Linked DNA regions of Homo sapiens: regions 1 and 2 are each linked to region 3. A link is an interaction called in ENCODE POLR2A ChIA-PET data of the cell type or tissue named here. Cell type or tissue: GM12878. All regions are shown on one strand. Region 1 has its middle 5.2 kb from the start of MIR492. Region 2 has its middle 16 kb from the start of TMCC3. Region 3 has its middle 71 kb from the start of TMCC3.

The links. Peaks named below come from ENCODE experiments on the same cell type or tissue, not always from the same donor. Only the 100,000 strongest peaks of a DNase experiment are listed, where the experiment ranks them.
Region 1: POLR2A ChIA-PET joins it to region 3 with 5 read pairs; 1 of 35 experiments calls an interaction of 5 or more read pairs at or near these places.
Region 2: POLR2A ChIA-PET joins it to region 3 with 9 read pairs; 5 of 35 experiments call an interaction of 5 or more read pairs at or near these places.

Annotation. Positions count from the first base shown.
Region 1 is chr12:94,835,567-94,843,566 of GRCh38, reverse strand. No RefSeq gene overlaps it. Among named protein-coding and RNA genes, the nearest start is that of MIR492, 5.2 kb to the right of the region's middle. In GM12878, no CTCF peak of the experiment used is centred here; a DNase peak (open chromatin) is centred at 4,026; H3K27ac peaks cover 2,772 bases.
Region 2 is chr12:94,662,436-94,670,435 of GRCh38, reverse strand. No RefSeq gene overlaps it. Among named protein-coding and RNA genes, the nearest start is that of TMCC3, 16 kb to the right of the region's middle. In GM12878, no CTCF peak of the experiment used is centred here; no DNase peak of the experiment used is centred here.
Region 3 is chr12:94,717,060-94,725,059 of GRCh38, reverse strand. No RefSeq gene overlaps it. Among named protein-coding and RNA genes, the nearest start is that of TMCC3, 71 kb to the right of the region's middle. In GM12878, no CTCF peak of the experiment used is centred here; DNase peaks (open chromatin) are centred at 3,689 and 6,689; H3K4me3 peaks cover 659 bases; H3K27ac peaks cover 1,725 bases.

The DNA of each region.
Region 1 (8,000 bases), 120 kb before region 3:
TTCAGGATGTATATGTAACATTTTATCCTAGGAATATGAATTTTTTAAAGGAAGTCTGTAACTAGACTCTTTGGTCAGTTTCAGTTAAGATAAACTATATGATGATCACAATAGATTCCTAAATTACATTTGACAATTCAGTACCTGTCGTTAATTTAAAAAATATAATTCTTATAAAAATAAGATTTTTTACATGATTTATGTATATTATAAACCAAAAAATAAATTTTGTATGTCTGTGCACCCACACATACATATCTCTTAAACCAGTATTTAATGTCATACTCAATGGTGAAACATTAGAGATTCCCTTTAAAATAAAAAAACTAAGATGATATTTATTATTCTGGAATTTCTTGTCAGTACAATAAAGCATGAAACATATGAAATATAGCTGATAGCAGGAAGTAAAAAGTTTTTAAAAAATAAACAACATAATTACATAACAATAAAAAAGAAACAAATGTATGGTAACACTCCTAAACTTATTGACAACTCAGTAAAGTTGTGGATTTATACATGAAGAATAATAGCTTTATTATATACCAGCAACAATCTGTTAGATATAATAGAGAAAATGCTTCTAGTTATAATAACAGCAAAAAAGCGTAAAACCTTTAGAAAAACTCACAGCACATTGCTGGACTAAGTAAATAATGGAATTTACTAGGAGATATTTTTTAAAATTTTGAACAAAGGAGATATCAGGTTTGTGGATATTAGAACATTGAATATTTTACATGTATTATTTTTCTCCAAGTTATTTTGTAAATTTTATGTTAAGCCCATGTAGTTCTGCAGAAAATGTTCATTGCTACAATCTCTCTATGCGCTCAGTTTGGTAATGTGTGGAGAAAGCCTTGAAAGAGTCCCTGTCCTTTAGGCTGTAAGGAACAGAAAACCTGGTAAAAATGGTTTACACAGAAAGAAGTTTAGGTTTATCATCTCACTGTCCAGAGGTGGAGTGTTTCCAGGAAATTCAGCAGCTCAAAAACATCACAAAGGACATGAGTGTTTCCTTTTCCTTCTCCGCCATCCTGAGTATATCAGTTTGTTCCCATAGACTTAAGTCCTCATGGTCAGGATGGCTGCATCAGTTCCGGGCATTGCATCTTTATACACTCATCTCTAGAGTTGAGAAAAGGAACCATTCCTTCTTGCATGGGTATTTGTAAAGAAAAGCTTTTTCCAAAAGCTCCCAAAAGACCTCTCTCATGTCTCACTGGCCAGAATTGCATTAAATGGCCTATACTAAAACAGGTGGTGGGCTAGATTTAGCTAGTAGCTTAGACTATCAGGATTCTCCTTTCTCTTCCTTGTTGGGGAGAGGCTCCTCACTCTGAGCACATGGTAGAACGCAGGGTAAACAATGGAACAAAATGTGTCTCTGCCAGCAAAGAAGTGTATGTGTGTGTGTGTGTGTGTGTGTGTGTGTAGGGGGACTGGCTTTGACTAGCAGTCTATACTCGTTGAATCAAGAATTTCAGTTCTAGAAGCTTATTTTAAAGAAATAAGCACAGAGTTGAACATAGCTTTCTGTACTCAAATGAACAATAATACTTACAATAATGAATAAATAATTTCATTATTTAATTATAGAAACTACAGAAACATATGCACACGTTTAAATTATTGTACATCCATGATAAATAGAATATTTAAACCATTAAAAATTACGTTTTCAGACACTAATGGCATAAGAAAAGCTCTATTGAATGTTTTCAGTGGGAGGAGAAAGATACGGAATTAAAACTAAGTGGATTTCATTTTCATTCAGTCACACTAATATACTGAAGACTGGGGAAAAACACCACCAGAATGTTGGTTTTATTCTAGTGATAAATTATGGGCGGTTTTCTCCTTTTCTGTATTTTCTGACTTTCTCCAATTAGTAATACTTTTAAGATCAGAATAATTAACAGCACTAAAATCACACACTTCAATTGTATCAGTTAGATTTTGCTGGATAACAAACTATCCTAAAATGTGGTGACATAACTATTTAGCCCATGGTTCTGCAGGCAAGCAATGTAGGCTGGGCCCATGTGGGCAGTTGTCTTCTTGGCTGGGCTGGCTCATCTTTATACCACATGTGTTCTCGTTCTCCAGCAGCTAGCCTTGACTTGTTCTCATGGCTGTGAAGCAGGGTTCTGAGAGGGAGCATAAGAGAGCAGAGCCTCGTGGGCCTGCGTTCAGGAACTGGCACATTACCAACTCTGTCTGCCACATTGTGTTGGCTAAAGTAATCCACATGGCCATCCCAGCTTCAAGGTTTGGTAAACAAACTGTCTCCCTTGATGAAAGAAGCCACATAATCACACTGAGTAAAGGGTGTGGATACAAGGGAGTGGGATGGAGGATTTGGGGCCATTTTTGCAAGCAATCTATCACTTCATCTTAAAAAGAAAGAAAACAGCAACAAGAGTCTTACCCAAAGATTAAACAAATAAAATATGAACTAAAAGGCATACGTTTAGGTGATGAGAACTTTATTTTTTGAGACGGAATGTCACTTTGTCTCAAAATCATATAGTTCATTGCAGCCCAAAACTCCTGGGCTCAAGTGGATTCTCCCACCCCAGGCTCCCCTCCTGCCTCAGCCTCCTGAATAGCTGGGAGCACAGGCATATGCCACCATACCTAGCTAATTTTTTATTTATTTATTTTTAAAGACGGGCTCTTGCTATGTTGCCCAGGCTGGTCTAGAACTCCTGGCCTCCCAAAGCACTGGGATTATAAGCATGAACCACTGCGTCTGGTTGATGAGAACTTTTAAATAAATGCTTTCCTTTAAGGTGATGGGGAAGATTTTATCTTTTCTTCTCATTCATGACTTGTTGAGAGTTTCGTGACAGCATATCTCTTGAGGAAGCACTAAGCATTTAATCAAGAAAGAGAGAGGAGAAAGCAAAACCTCTCTGTAAATGAATTAATATTGATGCACTTTCAGAATTTGTTCTTTGGGTGTGTTAATAACTCATTCTATGCGGGTCTTCAAAGTGCTGAGTGATGGGACCATAGCCAGAAGCAACAGGCTAGAGCCTTGCCATGCTTGGGGGCTTATCACTTTTCATCCAGGTCCTCGCAGCAGTGGTAATTAGGAAAGACCCTTGGGGTACAGCCTCCAGTGAAAATAGAGGATACATGCTGTTCCTCCTGGATGCATGGTCATCATGGCTATGGTATTCATTAGTGAGAGAGGCTCTGATGCATCCCAAACTGGGGGTGTCTGGGCAACCTCAGGGATTTTATGGGAACCTGAAGCCTTAGGATACACGTGCTGCATCTTCTTGGAGCATTGCTTTGTTTGGTTTAGTTTTCACACTTTTTTTTTTTTTTTTTTGAGACAGAGTCTCACCTTATCGCCCACGCTAGAGTGCAGTGGCGCGATCTCAGCTCACTGCAACCTCCACCTCCCGGGTTCAAGCGATTCTCCTACCTCAGCCTCCTGAGTACCTGGGATTACAGGCGCGTGCCACCACACCCAGCTTATTTTTATATTTTTAGTAGAGACAGGGTTTTATCATGTTGGCCAGGCTGGTCTCGAACTCCTGACCTCAGGAGATCCACCCACCTCGGCCTCCCAAAGTGCTGGGATTACAGGCATGAGCCACCACGCCTAGCCTAATATGAGTATCTTAAACAACATGGTATGTTCATCAAAATGAAAACATTTACCTTGGTACAACACTGTTAACTTTAGTTGTTAACTACATACTTTATTCACATTTTCCCAGTTTTTCCTCGAATGTTATTTTCTGTTCCAGGATCCAATCCACATTTTATTTAGTTGTCATGTCTCCTTAGTCTCCTCCGATGTATGATACTTTCATCTTCCCTTGTCTTATATGGCTGCTATAGTTTGGATGTTTGACCCTTGCTAATCTCATGTTGAAATCTGATTTCCAGTGTAGGAAGTGGGTGCCTAATGGGAGGTGTTTGGGTCATGGGGGTGGATCCCCAGTGAATAGCTTGGTGCTGTCCTTGTGGTAATGAGTGAGTTTTCACTCTGTTAGTTCCCATGAGAGCTGGTTGCTAAAAAGAGCCTAGCACCTGTACTCTCTTTCTCTCTCTTTTTTTGTGATAAGGTCTTGTTCTTTCACCCCGGTTGAAGTGGACTGGTGTGATCACGGCTCACTGCAGCCTCAACCTCCTGGGCTCAAGAGATCATCGCACCTCAACTCCCCGAGTAGCTGTGACTTAAGGCACGCATCACCTTGCCCAGTTAATTTTTCTATTTTTTGTAGAGATGGCGTTTCACTATGTTGTCCAGGCTGGTCTCGAACACCTGGGCTCAAGAGATTCTCCCCTTTTGGCCTCCCAAATTGTTGGGATTACAAACATGAGCCACCGTGCCCGGCCCCTCTCCTCTCTCTTGCTTCTCCTCTCACCATGTGATCTCTGCACACACCAGTTCCCTTTCACCTTCTGCCATGAGTGGGAGCAGCCTGAGGCCCTCACCAGAAGCAGATGCTGGCACCATGCTTCTTGAATAGCCTGCAGAACCATGAGCCAAGCATGCAGATGTTGCTTTATAACAACACTAAAAGGCTTGAGACGTATGACCTTGACACTTTTGAAGAGTCGTGTTCAGGCATTTTATAGAATGTTCTTCCATTTGGGTTTGTCTAGTGTCTTCTCAGGATTAGACTGAGGTTATGGACTTTGGGGACAAATACGATTCAGGTGATACGCTGTTCTCACTGCGTCCTTTGAAGGAGTACATGATGTCAAGATGGCTTGGTACTGGTGATGTCTCATGTCTGCTAGGTTTCACTACTGTAAGGTTACTGTCTTTCCCTTTCCATCATTGATTAAGTAGAGAGGAATCACCAAGTCCAGCCCATACTCAGGGCATGGGGGGATTAAGTTCCACCTCATGGAGGAGTATCAAAGAGTCTGTGGACATATTTTAAAACCACCACAGTAATTAATATTTGTATTAGTATTCAGCTAGGAGATATTTTAAGGTTGTGCAGATAATGTTTCTCCATAAAGTTTCACACATTAATTTTATCTTCATCAGTGGATCTTGTTAAAGCAGTTATTACTATGGTGTTTAATCATGATTTCTTCTTTTCTTTCTTAAAAAAAAATTTATAAACTGTAAAGTTCTGTATTAATGTCCATAATCCTGCTGTCACCGAAAGTGCAACAGCTGATCATTCCCAGGAAGACTGAAGGCCATAATTTTTTTTAGGGCAAACATTTCTGCTCCAGTGAAATACAGGTGATTTTCTATTTTCCTAATTCTTTCTATAATTATTAATTGGAATTCTTTTGTAAGGAAGATCTGTCCCTTTTGCTATATTTACTTAGTCACTTATTTATTTCAGTATAGGCTCACAGATATTTGTTTTATTCTATGATCTTATACTACTATCCCCCCTTTTTTCCCTCTAATTTGTTCCAGCTTTGGCTATTGGGAACTCCTTCAGTTTGGCTTATACGTCCATTTGACATGCCCCATCTTTCTTCTTTTTTCCTTTTCTCACCCTTTCCTTTTTAAAAAAAGCACCTCCTTTGCTTTCTGGCATTCTAAGATGTCCAGGTTCATCTTGTATTTTCCTTGCTGCAGTTCTTGAGCCAGCCATTTCTTCAAGGAACACTGGTCTCTTGGAGGTCATCTGGAGGATGGTATTTAGAAACCAAGATCCAGATACTAAGTGTGCTTGTTGCTGTAGGGACATCACAGCTTCAAGGCCGCCTGAGTGGAAAAAGCTAGGAAATATATGTGACATGTACACCCATATATAGTGTGTGTGTGTGTGTGTGTGTATATATAATGTATATACACACACATCCCTATATTTCTGTATCTGTGTGTGTGTATAAAACAATGCCGGCCAGGCATGGTGGCTCATGCCTGTAATCCCAGCACTTTGGGAGGCCGAGGCGGGCGGATCACGAGGTCAGGAGTTCGAGACCAGCCTGGTCAATATGGTGAAACCCCATTTCTACTAAAAATACAAAAAAATTAGCCAGACATGGTGGCGCACACCTGTAGTCCCAGCTATTCAGGAGGTTGAGGTAGGAGAATCGCTTGAACCCGGGAGGAGGAGGTTGCAGTGAGCCGAGATTGCGCCACTGACTCCAGCCTGGGAGACAGAGTGAGACTCTGTCTCAGAAAAATACAAAAAACAAACGAACAAAAATCAATGCCATGAGTCATACTGATATTGCGACATCACTTTTACTCAGTAACTTTTTGGAGAACATGATTTTAAATTTTATTTTTTTTTAATGAGAATAAACTTATACAGTTGACCTATTAGGATGGCATTTGGCCACAAGCAAAAGAAGAGTTATCCAACAGTACTGTAAACAAGCAGGGGTCCACATTCCTCACAGTCATCCTTGGAATAAGTGGAGGCTGGCCTGGGCACAGAGACCAGGACAGTGTTAGTGCTCAGGGCTGAGATCCTCTTGGCCTTCCTGGCTCTTTCCCCATGGCGGCAGATGGCTGCTATAGCAGCACTAAAGGCAGTGGAAGGGTCAAAAGGCTTCTTTTGTGTGATATGGTTTGGATATTTGTCCCCGCCCAAATCTCATGTTGAAATCTAATCCCCAGTGTTGGAGGTGGGGCCTGGTGGGAGGTGTTTGGGTCATGGGGCAGATCCCTCATGTCTTGGTGCTGTCCTTGATATAGTGAGTGATAGTGAGTGAGTTCTCAGGAGATCTGGTTGTTTAAGTTTGTGGCACCTCTGCCCCAACTCACTCTTGCTCCTTCATTCGCCATGCCATGTGACATGCCTGTTCCCATTTTGCCTTCTGCCATGAGTAAAAGCTCCCTGAGGCCTCCCTGGAAGCTGTGCTCAGGATGCTGGTGCCATGCATGTACAGCCTGCAGAACAGTGAGCCAGTTAAAACTCTTCTCTTTATAAATTACCCAGTGTCAGGTATTCCTTTATAGCAGTGCACGAATGGCCTAATACGCTTTGCATAAACCTATGTCTTTTTTTTTTTTTTTTTTTTTGAGATGGAGTTTTGCTCTTGTCGCCCAGGCTAGAGTGCAGTAGCATGATCTCGGCTCACTGAAACCTCTGCCTCCCAGGTTCAAGCGATTCTTCTGCCTCAGCCTCCCGAGTAGCTGGGATTACAAGCATGTGCCACCATGCCCGGCTAATTTTTGTATTTTTAGTAGAGACGGGGTTTCACCACGTTGGCCAGTCTGGTCTTGAACTCCTGACCTCAGGTGATCCGCCTGCCTCAGCCTCCCAAAGTGCTGGGATTACAGGTGTGAACCACCGCACCTGGCCAAACCTATGTCTTTTTATTGGGAAAGGAAAGTTTCCCTGCTGACCTCCCTGTTTAGTGAGAACCGAGTTATTCTTGCCTTTGACTTGTCACTGGCCAAAGAGAAGGAGAAAACCAAAGAAAAGGTTGAATCCCATCATCATTCACTTTCTGAGGCTGAGAGAGGGACCTGTCCTCCCTCAGATTGGGCTCAAAGGGGACAGAAAGGGCTGCTGGGTGTGCACATATAGGGTGGCCTAGGATGTAGACTTCTTAGGAACTTTTAAAGATAGGAGATACTTAATGCTTACCTTCCAGAAGGAGAAATGGAGACACAGAAAGGTTAATGTACTGGCCAAAAGTCACAGAGTATGTGCTGGAGCCAGGGTTGGAAGCCAAGGAGTGTGGTTCCAGAGTCTGTAGACACACGCTAGCCACAGGCACGTTGGATACAGTACACTCTGGGATCTGGACCTGCAGGAATGCAGGCCCGTGTTGAAAAGGTGCCAACCCCTCTGGCTCATTGTGGGTCCTGGCAATCCACATTGCAGGGTCACCTTTTTTTTTTTTTTTTTTGAGACGGAGTCTCGCTCTGTCGCCCAGGCTGGAGTGCAGTGGCGGGATCTCGGCTCACTGCAAGCTCCGCCTCCTGGGTTCATGCCATTCTCCTGCCTCAGCCTCCCAAGTAGCTGGGACTACAGGCGCCCGCCACTACGCCCGGCTAATTTTTTGTATTTTTAGTAGAGACGGGGTTTCACCGTTTT
Region 2 (8,000 bases), 55 kb after region 3:
TCTGGAACTGTGAGAAAATAAACTTCTGTTGTTTAAGCCCCCGAGTCTGTGGTATTTTGCTATGGCAGCCTGAGCAAAGTAATACAAATAGTTATAGCAATATCACATTTCTGTTATGAGATCGCCGCAGCATCAAACAGGAGAATCCAAGAAGGAGACCTAGAAAAACAGGTGAAACCACTTTCAAGCAGGAAATAAACTCTCTGGAGAGATGATCTAGCACGTGTGTGAAACATGTTCTAGGTGTATGACGTCTTTGGAACATTTTTTCCCCATCAAAGCCCAGTTTTGGGATTTTGACCTCCTTTGAAGTCAGGGAAAAATTTGGACCACAGGTTCAGGCATACGGAAGTGTAAGGAAACTATGTGGCATTCAGAGAGCTGTGTTCATGCTGATGTTGAATGCTAGGAATGTCTGATGCATGGGGTTACGCTGAGAATTAACCCGCTTCGATCCGGGTGAATTAAGATAAAGCCAAGCTGCGCTCGGTTAACAGCCCAGATGGAGATGAGTGGAGAGGTGCTGTTAACAGCACCAGAGCAGTCATTGTTTGGCTGGATTTTGGTTTCAGCTTTATAGAGTTAGCTTCAAAGAAGTCTTTAGAAGTACTTTGCACAGTCATGGAGTCCCTCTGTATATTTGATGGCCTCCAGCTCCATTCTAAAAGTGTGACCTTTATAAAGCCATAAGGGACTTTTGCTTGATTCAGTACTTTAAAGAAGGAAAAAAATGTGTTTTTGTACCCTGTGGTGTAGGCCTCTTCAAGATAGTTTCTTAAAAATCATTTGTTCCTTTTATTGTTCTTAATTTATTCCTATTTATTGATCAAGTAGGAACAATGGATATCAATGTATAATTTATGTATTATACAGTCCATCTAGAATTCCCAATGAATTATCAATAATAGAAAATGTGGGCTGGGCACAGTGACTCACGCCTGTAATCCCAGCACTTTGGGAGGCTGAGGCGGGCAGATCAGTTGAGATCGGGAGTTTTAGACCAGCTTGGGCAACATGGTGAAACCCCCGTCTCTACAAAAAATACAAAAATTAGCTGGGGGTGGCAGTGTGCACCTGTAATACAAAAATTAGCCGGGCATGGTGGTGGGCACCTGTAATCCCAGCTACTCAGGAGGCTGAGGCAGGAGAATCGCTTGAACCCCGGAGGTGGAGGTTGCAATGAGCAGAGATTGCTCTACTGCCCTCCAGCCTGGGCAACAGAGTGAGGCTCCGTCTCAAAAAAAGCAAAACAAGCAAAAACAGCAACAGCAAAAAAACCAAGAATGTTCTGAGATGAAACAATTGCACCTGCATTTTAAATTTTGGTTTGGTATTCAGGGATCTACTGCAGTTTCACTCTTTTCAATATGAACTACCAATTATTTCCTTTCCACATTGATTTCTGATGCCACCTCCATCCTAGATTGTGCTTTCATATGTGCATGAGCCTGTTTCTGAGCTCTCTCTTCCTGGGTCTCTGTGCCAATTCCTAATCACCTGAACTATTGCCAATAAAATGTCTGGCTACCTGGTAGGGAGAGCTCACTCTGTCTGCCCCTACTCCCCATATTTTTCCCCCAAGTTGTATTTTTTCATCCATTGAATTTTATTTTTCATTTTGTTTGCTTATTATTTTTGAGACAAGGTCTCGGTCTGTCACCCAGGCTGGAGTGCAGTGGCCCGATCTTGGCTCACTGCAACCTCCACCTCCTGGGCTCAAGCGATCCTCCCACCTCAGCCTCCCCAAGTAGCTGGGACTACAGGCGTGCAGTGCCACCATGCCCACATGCCCAGCTTTTTTTTTTTTTTTTCGTAGAGATGGATTTAGCCATGTTGCCGAGGATGGTCTGTAACTCTTGGTCTCAAGCAATCCAATAATCTTGGCCTCCCAACGGGCTGAGATTACAGGCATGAGCCACCACGCCTGGCCCCTCTTACGCTGATTTTTTTTTTTTTTTTTTTTTTTTTAATGAGGCAGGGTCTTGCTCTGTCGCCCAGGCTAGAGTGCAGTGGCATGATCTCGGCTCACTGAAAAGTAGCTGGGACTACAGGCGCGTGCCACCACACCCAGTTAACTTTTTTGTATTTTTGGTAGAGACAGGGTTTCACCATGTTGGCCAGGCTGGTCTCCAACTCCTGGCCTCAAGCGATCCACCTGCCTTGGCCTCCCAAAGTGCTGGGATTATAGGCGTGAGCCACTGTGCCTGGCCTCTTCCATCAAATTTTAAAATAAGCTTGTCAAGTTTTTGGAAAAATCCTTTTTTACTGGATTGTGTTTCATTTATTGATTGACTTTTAGGGAAAACTGACATTTGTTTGATACTGCATCTTTTCCTCCATGAGTATGACCTTAATATTAGTTTTAGGCTTGCTTTTATAGAAAAACGAATGTTTAAAAAATATTAGTACACACTGTATTTAAATCCTCAAACATTTATGGAAGGATTTCCAATATAACAACCATGCTGGGGACTGATGGATTTTTAGAATGAGCAAGTAAGTCCTCTATTTTAAAAAGATTACAGTCTACTAAAGGGAGGCGTGGTAGACGTACGTACAATTTACTTCACATAAATTAGACTGTGGTAAGTATGATGCTAAAGCTATACATAAGATGCTACCAGGGAAGGAGGATTAATTTAAACCTGAGAGATCCCTTGGGATCCCTCCCAGAGCCATGTATAGTACTAGTATTTGTATGTTTAGCTCATGTTTGGCTCATTTTATATAATGAGATGTGAAGAATACTTGTCAGTCTCTGTGTTTTGACATTTTGATAATTAAACATGGGCTCTGTGATTCATATTGACATGTAGTCAGTATAGAATATTTATGAGATATTTTACCTTCTTTTGTTTGTACTGTCTTTAAGGTGTAAATTAATTAAAATTAAGTAAGATTTAAAACTCAGTTCCTCAGTCACAATAGGTACATTTCGAGTCCTCGGTGCGCTCATGTGACCAGCATCTACTGTATTCAGTATGCAGATTCAGACAATCATTTATTGTACACTTCATCTTGATATCTAAATGAGGGAAAATATTTAAAGCATAGTAGTTTAAATAGGTCCTGGGCTGGGGTTTTATGAATAATCCATATTCTAATCATCTGTCTTCTAATTGGTTATATGTAAAACATTCTGACATTTTTGGATTGTGGAAAGTACGATTCCCTTTGTAAAAGGATTAGAGGTAAACAATGGACAATGGGAAAAGCCCCATCTCAGTAGAGCTTTATCCAGAGAATGGTTTTGCAATCGTGAGTGTCAAGAAGCAGCAATGAAATTTATGGATTTTCTGTCTCTTTCATTGAAGCAGAAATTCAAAATAGAGCTCTATAAATTGGTCAGCATCTTCTTGGATCTTGTATTTGTTTTTTCCGTTACCTCAGTTCCTTTTAGCAATTGAAAAGGAAGCTTGTTGTTGTTGTAAACTCCAAATGACCAAATCCTGCTAATGTTCTGAAAAACCTACATGTTATATTCTTGATTTCCTGATAACTTTTTTTTTTTTTTTTTTTTTTTTTGAGACAGGGTCTTGTTCTGTCACCTAGGCTGGAGTGTAGTGGCGCCATCTCAGCTCACTGCAGCTTTGACCTCCAGGGCCCAAGCCATCCTCCCACCCCAGCCTCCCGAGTAGCTGGGACTACAGGCGCGAGCCACCATGTCCGGCTAACTTTTTGTATTTTTCTGGAGAGATGGGGTTTTGCCATGTTGCCCAGGCTGGTCTTGAACTCCTGGGCTGAAGTGATCCGCCTGCGTTGGCCGAAGTGATCCGCCTGCCTTGGCCTCCCAGAGAGCTAGGATTACAGGTGTGAGCCACTGTACCTGGCCCCTGATAACTTCTACTAATTCCTTTGTATGTGTGTGTACATGCATGTTAGTGGGTGTACTTGCCTGCTGGGTATCCTACACTCCATGGTATTATATTACATACTTTAAATCTTGTGCCTTGTATAGCATTCTTCTCCTTTTGTGAAAGATATTCCTTCTAATGGAAGAAAATCAATAGAATGTCAGAAATATTAACTGGGAGTGCATCAGCCACAGCTGATGTAGGAAGAAGCAGTGAGAAATAACAGAACTATAGAATACCTTTCAAAACTGTCAGCTAGGACAGTGAGGACTTCTAAATACTCGCAGGAAATTGAACCTTCACTTCCAACGTGATAGGAGAATTGACTTCTAATTTTGTGAAACTTGACATGCAAAACTGAAAATCTAGAAGTGCTTAGAAATGATGGAAAAGATTTACAAGGAGCCTTCAGATAAAGGGTAAAGTCATGATGATATAATTTTGAATTTCAAAAGCTTCGTTTTCTTTCTTCATGGGAAGAACAGGAAACAAGAGGCTTAGAATGTAGAAATCATCTTCATGGGAATATTAGTAATAGTGGATGTGTGTTAAACTGTTATGGAGAAGCAGGGAAAGGCTGGACAGGGAATGAGGACAAGTCAGGCTCATTTAAGTTAAATGTTTTGAGAGGGAACCTGCAACAGTGTACTCTGCAGATGCACTGAGATTCTTCCCTGTTCATATTCTCAGCAGTGCCAGCCTTGACTTTTAGTCAAGAGATAGTTATCGTTTAATGGGTATAATTTTTAGAATTCCATCTGCAATTCCATTCTACAATTGCAATTCTACAATTGCAAATTCCATTCTACAATTGAGGAAACTGAGGCTTATAAAGATTAAAGAGCTCATCCAAGGATATGCACCTAGTAAATAAGCTTAGACCTGGAATTTGGACAATAATTTTGCCATTTATTAGCTGAGTACCTTTGGTCAAATCACTTGATCTATTCAGATGTCCTGGTTGCTACTCCGGATATTGGGAAAATCATAGCACCTTCCATCATAGAGATGGGGGGGCAAGAGTTTGGCAGTAACTCAGTTGATGTATTGACAGTGTCTGGTGCAGAAGACGTAGGCAAAATAAATAACTATTGCAATTTACTGGCTCTGTGCAAAGTCCTATAGAGATGCTATAGGAAGACACAGAAGAAATGGAGAAAGATGTTTCTCTTACTCTTCAGTAGCAAAATATTTTGGACTTCTGTTGACCATTTTGCCCTGAATATTTTCCGGGGGTGGGGTGGGACAGAAGATATCGACATTTGTGATACTTTGCATGGGGCATTTTGTTAGGCTCTGTAGCAGTCAGTATTAGGTTTGATACACATAACAGAAAAACCCTACTTTGCAAAATGAGTTAAGATAACAGGCTCCCTGTTAGCATTTTCACATGGAACATTTGATTTTTGGCAACAAATGACTGACCTTAATTGTGAAATAACTGTACAACAATTTCTTTATCCATTCTGTTGTGGAATGACAATTGGGTTGTTTCTAGATAGGGACTGTTACCACTGTGAATGTTCTTGTACGTGTGTCCTGGTTGATGTGTGGCCTCCGGGATAGATATATACTGAGGAATGGAGTGGCTGGGCATGAGGGTTCCTGCTACTCCAGATCATTACCAGCACTAAGTATCATAATACTTTTCTATTTTTGTCAGTCTTGTAGAGTTATACTGATTTTTTATTATAATTTTTTTTTTTTTTTTTGAGACAGAGTCTCGCTCTGTCACCCAGGCTAGAGTGCAGTGGTGCAATCTCCTCTCACTGCAAGCTCCGCCTCCCAGGTTCACGCCATTCTCCTGCCTCAGCCTCCCAAGTAGCTGGGACTACAGGTGCCTGCCACCATGCCCGACTAATTTTTTTGTATTTTTAGTAGAGATGGGGTTTCACCATGTTAGCTGGGATGGTCTCGATCTCCTGAGCTTGTGATCCGCCCACCGCAGTCTCCCAAAGTGCTGGGATTACAGGCGTGAGCCACCATGCCCGGCCTGTTATAATTTTTATAATATCATTACAGAAACATTTCTTCATATGATTACATATTCTTCCTAAGTATAATTGTCAATAGCTGCACTGCATTTTTTATGAATATATCATAATTTATATAATCAGTCCATGATTTTTCATAATAAATAATCCTTTGAATTGTTTTAATTTTTTCAGAATGACAAAATGTGTGATGTTTGTGTGTAAAAGTTTTTCTGTATTTTCCTGTATTATTTCTTTTCTTTTTTTTGAGACAGAGTCTTGCCCTGTTTGCCAGGCTGGACAGCAGTGGCACAATCTCGGCTCACTGCAACCTCCGCCCCTCCAGGTATTAAGCAATTCTCTGCCTCAGCCTCCAGAGTAGCTGGGTTATAGGTGCGTGCCACCAGGCCTGGCTAATTTTCTGTATTTTTAGTAGAGACGGGGTTATACCATCTTGGCCAGGCTGGTCTTGAACTCCTGACCTCGTGATCCACCTGCCTCGGCCTCCCAAAGTGCTGGGATTACAGGCGTGAGCCACCACACCCAGCCTATTATTTCTTTAGCATAGCTTCCTAGAAGTAGAATATTTTGGTCAAAGTGTACCAGCAAAAAGACTCTGTGTATTCTACATGGGAGCTACGGCCTTGGGAATGAAAGGAGCTGGAGGTTAGTGTAAAAGGAGGAAGTGTGCCCTTGTCACTTGTGCAAGTTTGCAGACTCTGCAGTGGTAGGAACAGCACAAGCAGAGGCAGAGAGGGAGGGATGGCCGGGGTCCAGAGCTTGTCCACAGGCTCCTACTTTCATCCTAATCCTATTCACAAAATTTGTGATGATGACATACGGCATCAAAATGCATCCTCCACCTTACTAGGACACTTTCCAGGATAACAGCATACATCCTTACTGAAGTCTTACTGGTAAGGAGAAAGAGATACCACGTGAAGACAGACTTTAGGTTTTGTTTTGTTTGTGCAGACATTTATCGAGCTCTTATTTATAAGTGCTTTACATATATTACATCATTTAATCCTCAACAACAGTATGAGGTGGGTACTATTGTTATCCTTAGCTTATGAATGTGAGAACCAAGGCTTTAGAGCTCGTAAGGAGCAGCGCCAAGATGTGAATCCAAGCAGTCTGCCTCCAGTACACCATACCGCCTCCCTGTAACAGCACAAGATCATTTACAATTGAATGTTTATGTGAGTGATTTAAGCAACAGATACTGTCAGAATTCAGAGAAGGGAGAGAGATAACAGTGTGGACTGGAGTGGACAAGGAAGGCTTCAGCAAGCAGCATCCTCTTTTGAAAGGACTGTGACTTGGACTGTTTAAAAACAACATCACATCAGATTTTTCTGGCAGTTTCATTTCCCACTTTCCTTATCCTGCAAAGTGAGTTGATAAAATGCAAAGTGAATTCACGGACGATATGTTCCTGGAGTGTAGCTAGCTCATCCTTCAGATTCAGTATGTGCTTAATGAAAGACAATTCTCCTGGGCTAGCCGTGCATAGAATGGAGTCAGCTAGAGATCCCCAGAGAACTGCTTTCTCTGTGGTTGTGTGAAGTAGGAACCCAAGCATCACAAGTCCAGTTACAGGTTTAACTGAATGGAACATTTCGTGCCTAGTAAAAAGTAAGGCATTTTTATCTATGTTTGTTTTCTAACCCTGTTGTAGACTTCTGGAAAACTGCAGTAGCAAATAGCCAGTAGTCATACACGATAATCAGAGAGTGAAACTCTTTCCAAGTGGTAGAGTCAAGAGGTTAGAAATAGCAAACCACTTATATTATAATCTGTGTGTGCATGATATAAAGTAAAGACTCAAACCAATATAGGAATCATAAAACATGGAGCAAAGCAAAGCACATGAATTTGCAAAATTTCCTTTTCTTTTTTTTTTTTTTGAGATAGAGTCTCGCTCTGTCGCCCAGGCTGGAGTGCAGTGGCATGATCTCGGCCCACTGCAACCTCTGCCTCCAGGGTTCAAGCAATTCTCATGCCTGAGCTACCCAAATAGCTGGGATTACAGGTGTGCATCACTACACTCAGCTAATTTTTATATTTTTTGTAGATACAGGGTTTTGCCATGTTGGCCAGGCTGGTCTCAAACTCCTGGCCCCATGTAATCCACATGCCACAGCCCTCCAAAGTGCTGGGACTACAGGTG
Region 3 (8,000 bases):
ATATTTATAATTGGAAACTATGTAGGAAACAATGTCAATTAATTTGTGTCCCAAATGGGTGCTGTTATTTATTTCATTCTACTACAAAGTAGAAAAACAGGCAAACCACTCTACCCACTTACCAAGCTACATTTCAAAGAAATTATGAAAATGGACATCAGATAAAGAAAACCTAAGGACATGAAAGCATTTTTAAAATTCTAGGAAAAAATAACAATAATATTTAAAAAGAAATTCTTATGCAGATTAAGAAACCATGCTGAAAAGGAATAGAAAGTGATAATGTTAACAAGTAGCGCAGTGAAGGCACAGCCTCTCAACTCTTATTTTGCATCTCCTTTTTCCTTCATGGAAATTGATCTAAAAACCAAAGAGAGTAAAGCAAGCAGTGTTTAAAAGAGTCATGAATAGGCAACACAGGGAATCTTTGCAGAGTTAGAACCGTTGAATATCTTAACTGGATTCGCAATTATACATGAGTGATAAAATTGTATAGAGGTTCACATACAAAAATCCAGGTGAAACAGGAAATCTGAGTAAGATGGGGGGAATTATATCAAATGTCAATTTTATGGTTGCAATATTATACTATAGTTTTGCAAAAACAGTTGAGGGAAACAGTACAATGTACAAGGGATCACTGTATTATGTTTTACAACTCCATGCAAATCTTTAATTATCTCAGCAAAGTTTTCAATTAAAAAGACAAATGAATTAAAAGGACACTGAAACACTGGATAGGTGGAAAGATGTGAAGAAAACCCAGCTGATTACATCCCACATGTAAAGGAACTGACCTCAAAGCAACTGTTAGTACTCTTTTTTTTTTTTTTTTTAATTTTATTTTATTTTAAAGACGAGGCCTCGCCATGTTGCTCAGGCGGGTCTCAAACTCCTGGCCTCACGCCAGCCTCCCACCTCTGCCTTAAAGAGTGCTGGAGTTACAGGCATGAGCCACCACGCCTGGCCCTATTAGTAAATTTGGAAAGGTTATAGAGAATAGGAGCGATCCTAAAAAATAGGAAAATGCAGGGTGTTGTTCCACTTTTTCACAAATGGTCTTTGACATTTCATGTAAACCCTGACAAGTTTATAATAGATCCTCAAATATTTGTCAGCAATTGGAGAAGAATAAAGAGATCACCAGGAACCCATAAGGGTTCGCTAACAACACTCATTATGGTAACCAGGCTCAGGGAACAATATCTAGATAGTGAATCTCAGTTTCAGCAAAGCAGTCACAAAACTCCTCATTAAAATATTGAAAATAAGATTGTATACTTATTTGGAGACAGTCAAGTGGATGATTTTTGCCAGAAAATGTTGATTCTGTTGGTTTTAGACCAAACTAAAGTAATGCCTGTAATAAAGAGCCATGTTATTAGTAACTTGGATAAAAACAAAGAAGACTTTATCAAAAAATTTGCAGCTGGGCTGGGCGTGATGGCTCACATCTGTAATCCCAGCACTTTGGGAGACTAAGGTGGGTGGATCACTTGAGCCCAGGAATTCGAGACCAGCCTGGGCAACATGGTGAAATGCTGTCTCTACTAAAAATACAAAAATATTAACCTAGCATTGTGGCATGTGCCTGTAGTCCTAGCTACCTAGGAGGCTAAAGTGGGAGGATCACCTGAGCCCAGGAAGTCAAACGAGTTGCTGCAGTGAGCCGTGATTGTGCCACTGCACTCCAGCCTGGGCGACAGAGTGAGACCCTGTCTCAAAAGAAAAAACAGAAAATGCAGCTGATATAAACATCTCAGAAAGATACCTCATTATGATAAATGACAATTTCAGATTCTATGGAAGTGCTGACATAATAGGCACAAACTAATAAAGCTAAATAAAAAAGCAAAAATTGTGAAGTCATACATTTAGGTTTCAAAGAGTGATCATAAATGTACACGATGAAATAGAAGCAGCTTTATGGCACTTCATTTGGAAAGAAGAAATCAGAGGGATTTAATTGGTGCTGTAATTGGCTGGGCCTTGCCACATAGCATGCAAACAACTGGGAGTAAACCAGGACTGACTATGGGCAGAATCTGGAAGAAAAGGATAGATTGAGTGGGGAGGGCATGATCGGGGGAGAAGGGAAAGGAATAAAGAGATCCACTTTGGCCTCACAGAGTGCTGGGTCAGTGGCTAGAAGGAATTGCACCCAAGGGACTGACTGACCTAGTGACTGGATTTTGAAGCATCCAGGCTATGTCGACAGAGTTCCTTCAAAATGATGAACATATCAGGAGCAACAGAGAAGGGCTGGTAGGAACTAGGTAGAGGTTCAAAGTTGAACTCTAATCCCCCCTGGAAACTGAGGAAAGCCCGAGTCCCAGGACTCTGGGAAGAAAGGGTGAGCACTCCAGCAAGGCCAAGGAATGGGCTACATTGGGGAATGTGTATCAGGGTTAAGGACACTACCTTTGGAGCCTGCCAGAGTACTCTGTATTCACCCCTTCCTTCCAGTGTGCCTTGCACTGGTTACTGGACATTTCTGAGGCTGGGTTTTTGCCTTGATTCAATGGGGAATTGTTGGGAAAATTAAATATGGTTTATTAGATGGTTAGGACAGCTCCTTGAATTGTGGAATAGAAGTTCTACCAGGCACTTTGGGCTCTATTTTACAGACACAGATGAATTCTAGAACATATTTACCTGTTAGGAGGCATTTCCGGTTGCAGAAGTGACTCTGAATCCTGTGTATTAAAATCACTTTGGGAGCATTTTTTAAAATTCTGATTTTTTTAAAGGATACTCAGAACAATTGACCCTGAATCTCTGTGGTTGGACTCAGCCATTCATAGTTTTTAAAGCTTTCCAGATGATTTTAACTGTGCAGCTAGCATTGACAGCCATTGTCTTACTCTATTATCAATCCTGGTTGTCATTGGTTCAGGGCCCAACTAAATCTGCAGGGGGGCCACCTCATTGGAGACAGCTAGGAGTAGCTGTGGCCAGTGGAGACTGATGGCCAGCTGTGAGCTTGAGATGAGCGAACAGGGAGGGGCAGCTGCTAAAACCCCCCCAGACACATTCACTAATATGACCCATCTACTTGAAGAGAAGCACTCTATGGAGAGAGGAAAGAACAGTCACACTGAACTCTGAGGTGACCGAGGCACATCTGGGGTGTTGTATTCTGTTTTAGGAAGAATACAGACAAGAGGAGAACTTTTTTCTGGGCCTTTGGATTGAGCTGGGAAAAGTAGCAGCATCAAGAAAGGCATCACATTGTCTGCTGGAGCGCAGGGCATTTGCTATGAATGATGAGTCTGGGGAGCCTACGGTATACGAAGAGGAGAAGATAATCCAAGTTCAGGAAGTACAGCAAGAAGTCAAGAGATGAGTTTTGATGGGCATTCTCTCAGGCTTAGGGCTGAAAATTAGAAACAGGGTTGACTGACAAAGACAGAAAATGTGTGCGTTGATAAAAGCCAGTTGAGAAATAAATTCGACAGACACTGAGCGGTTAGCATACTCCCCTGGGTCAAGGGCATATTTAAAACTCCCAAAACATACCCAGTGAAAGGGGAGCAGGATGATAAGGAGCAGTGACCATGTCTGGTGAGTAACAGTTGAAGAACTGGGGGTGGTGAGCTGCAGACTGCAGAGCTGAGCGGGATGACAGCTGTCTTAAGATACTTGAAATATTCACTTGTAGAAGAGGGTTTTGGTCCACTGAGTAGACATTACAGGAAATCAGACTTTTGGTCAATAGTAGGAAATTGCTTTAGTATCAGGAACTGAAACTAGAATAAGATTATGTCCTGTGAGGTAGTAAACTCCCTGTCACTAGAGATATTCAAGCTGATATTGTAGGAGTTACTAGTATTATGTGGTAAGTAGGACTAGATTAGTGGGAGGGTTTCAAGTCCTCCAGTCTTATTCTAACAGGCCCAACTCAACTCTTATTTGATTTAAATGTGTAATATGTTGTAGGATTTTATTTATTTATTTTTGAGATCGAGTCTTGCTCTGTCGCCCAGGCTGGAGTGCAGTGGCGCCATCTCGGCTCACTGCAAGCTCTGCCTCCTAGGTTCACGACATTCTCCGTCGTCAGCCTCCTGAGTAGCTGGGACTACAGGCGCCCGCCACCACGCCCGGCTGATTTTTTGTATTTTTAGTAGAGACAGGGTTTCACCGTGTTAGCCAGGATGGTCTAGATCTCCTGACCTCCTGATCTGCCCGCCTTGGCCTCCCAAAGTGCTGGGATTACAGGCATGAGCTACCGCGCCCAGCTGGATTTTATTTTTTAAAGGGATATGCCAAAAAAGAGAAAGAAACTAGAATTATTAAAATTATTTTAAAAGCTTTTTAATTGACGATAATTGTATATATGTAAAGGGTATGATGAAATGTTTTGATATATGTTTAAGTTGTGTAACAATTAGATCAAGCTAATTAACATAGCCATCACCTGACATACTTATCTTCTTTTTGTGGTAAGAACATTTAAAATCTACTTTAAAAATAAATAAATAAAAGAGAGACAGTGTCTTGCTCTGTCATCCAGGCTGGAATGTAGTGGCATGATCATAGCTCACTGCAGCCTTGAACTCCTGGGCTCAAGAGATCCTCACACTAAGCCTCCTAAGTAGCTGGGACTACAGGCGCACACCACCATGCCCAGCTTATTTTTGTATTATTTTGTAGAGATGGAGGTCTCACCATCTTGCCCAGGCTGGTTTCCAACTCCAGGCCTGAAGTTACCCTCCCACCTTGGCTGCTCAAGGTCCTGGGATTACGAGTGTGAGCCACTGCACCCGGCCCTAAAATCTATTTTAGCAAGTTTGAAATACGTATTATGTTATTATTAATTATAGTCAAAATTCTGTGCAATAGATCACTAAAGCTTATTTCTGTAGTCTAACTAAAAAAAAAAAAAAAATGTTGGGACAAAGTCTCACTCTGTTGCCTAGGCTGGAATGCAGTGGTACAATCATATCTCACTGCAGCCTTGAACTCCTGGGCTCCAGCCATCTTCCCACTTCCCCTTCCTGAGTAACTAAGACTACAGGTGCATGCCACTATGCCTGGCTAATTTTTTAAAATGTTTTTTTTATAGAGACTGGATCTCGCTATGTTGCCCAGGCTGGTCTCAAACGCCTGGCCTCAAGTAATCCTCCCATCTTAGCCTCCCAAAGTGCTGGGATTTCAGGTGTGAGCCATTGTGCATGGTCTGAAACTTTGTACCTTTTGTTCAGCGTCTTTCCTTTCCCCATCCCTCTCCCCGTCCCCACCCCCAGCCTCTGGTAACCACCATTCTACTTTCTACTTCTATGAATTTGACTTTTTTAATGATATGATTCTTTGATTTCCATTACAAGGAAAGACACGATGACAAATATTTGATCAATGAATGCTGCTTGTTTGCATAACCAACTAAGAGATTCAAGCATGTATGTAAATACGGACTCTTTTTCAATGCAGGTGGGGTGACATGGAGAGTCCGTAAATTTACTTTTCTTGGTCTTGTAGTTTGGGAAGCATCATTGGCTATCTGCCTTAAAAATTTAAGCTATTTTATGTTCCTTTCAACAAATGTGTGTAGTACGTACCAAGTGTAAGGCATCATCCTGTACTTTGACAATTGGAAACCTTCTCTCCCCAACTTCTACCAATTGGAAGTTAATTTCAGCACTGAAACCACCTCCCATATTTAACAAGAGCATCACAGCACAACAAATATAAACAGTGATGACAGTGAACATTTATCCGTTGCTTCCCCAATATGATTTCTCCCTTCTGTCTTCCTAATAACCCCCATTTCCATTCTTAACTAGGGCAGAACCAAGACACACCGACAGTTAAGCTGATTTGTCTGTTCCCTCAGATGGATTTGTGATGACATTTCTGATGACATTTTACACTGCCATTGGTCTCACTGTGCTACTGATAGTTCACTAGCTTCATAAAGTTACCTCTTAAGCAAGTTTTATATATTGATGGACTCTTGTCCAGTTGCCTTTTGGGAGACAGAGGAATATCCTGTAATGACTGCTGTATCTCTTACCATGGGTTGCTTTTTTATTTTTTCATCAATGAAGGAACTCAGTGCTGTACTCTCAGCTATTTAATTTTTCTTTCCTTCCTCATTAAAAAAACAAAAAACAAAAAACAGAGCCAGGTACGGTGGCTCACACCTGTAATCCCAGCATTTTGGGAGGCTGAGGCGGGCCAATCACAAGGTCAAGAGATTGAGACCATCCTGGCCAACATGGTGAAACCCCATCTCTACTAAAAATACAAAAATTAGCTGGGTGTGGTGGTGCATGCCTGTAGTCCCAGCTAATTGGGAGGCTGAGGCAGGAGAATCGCTTGAACCTGGGAGGCAGAGGTTGCAGCGAGCTGAGATCACGCCACGGAGCGAGACTCCATCTCAAAAACAAAACAAAACAGAAAACCTATTAGTGATCAATTTCAAATTAATAGATACATAAAATTCTAAATGTAATTATTTTTTAAAAAACCCAGTAAGATAGAAGGAGAACCTATAGATTGAAAGACTTAAAGGACATATTAACCAATCATTATATATGGTCCTTATTTGAATCTTGATTCAAACAACTGTAAAACAAAACAAATGTTAAACTAAATTTGGCCTGAGACTGCCTCCATACCATGAGTCCCTACTTAACAAGCTAACCTAACTTAGAATGTAAATAAACTTGAAAGCCTAATTTAGGAGTGTATTTTGTAACAAGGAGCTGGGTGTTAGGTGTTAGCCAGTTACAGGCTGTTAACTGATCAGACCATGTCCAAATAAGGCAAATTCTGAGCTGCCACCTATCCAGCTGTTTCTGTGCCTCATGTCTGTTTTCTTTCTATAAATACTCCCTGCCCAGTTATGGAGCAGAGCTTTCTGAACCTCCTCTGGTTCAGAGTGCTACCGGATTCATGAATTGTTCTTTGCTCAATTAAACTTCATTAAATTAATTTGTATCAAGTTTTTCTTTTTACTTAAAAAACATTTTTGGGACAATTGGAAGTTTAAACACTGGATATTTGAAGTATTAAATTGTTATCATTGATATATTTTAGGTATAATGATGGTATTATTTTTATGTTTTTTTTTTTAAATTTCCTTGTTTTTAACAATACATACTGAAATATTTAAGGGTGAATAGTATTTGGGATTTGCTCCAAAACAATACAGAAGAAAGGAAGTGAGTGAAGGGTATAGATGAAACAGAACTAGTCATGAATTAATCATTGCTGAAACCGAGTAATGGGTACATCAGGGTTCATTAAACTAATCTGTTTACTTTTCCTGTGATGAAAGATTATATAAAATTTAAAGACTCCCCCTCACTTTCCAGTGGTAATCAGTTTTAACACTTTGATATCTATTTTCAGGAAGCTTTCAATGTATGCATTACAGAGAGAAAGGGGATAGTGGAGAGGGTTTGGTTTTTGGCTTTGCTTAATTAAATGGACTCACTAATACATATTGTCTACAACTTTATTTTGGGAAAGGGAGCTTGCTATATCATGGACATTTTGCCATTTAATTTTATATCGGAGCAGTTCATGATTTTATTTCTCTAAAGAGGACAAAAAAAAAAAATCCTCGGCTTTTGTAACCGTGTAACCTCTGCACTCCGGGGGATAATTTTGGCTTTTTGTGCTGAATACCTGTACTTGAAGCCTGGCATCTCTGTGGGCTTTGGCCAGGAAGAGCCTTAATTACAAGCCGTGGGCAGCTCACACTGGTCTGATTAAGACCCTTTCCCAGCGCAGGATCCCCTCCCCATACAAAGCATCAAAGCGTCAGCCCCAACCTCTTTCACAGGATCTTGCTGTCAGACAGCAGTGGTAAATCCGTTGGAAATTCAGCACTCTCTGTTGCCGACTGTCTGGGGGCCAAACTTTTGTGAGAGTTAGAAAATGCCTTATTGAATTCCTATTGCTTTTTTGTGATTTCATGTAATGTGAATTCTTAGTGAGTCATGTATATTGGTAAGAGAGAGAATTTGTGTGAGAGAGTGGTTTTTAAAAAA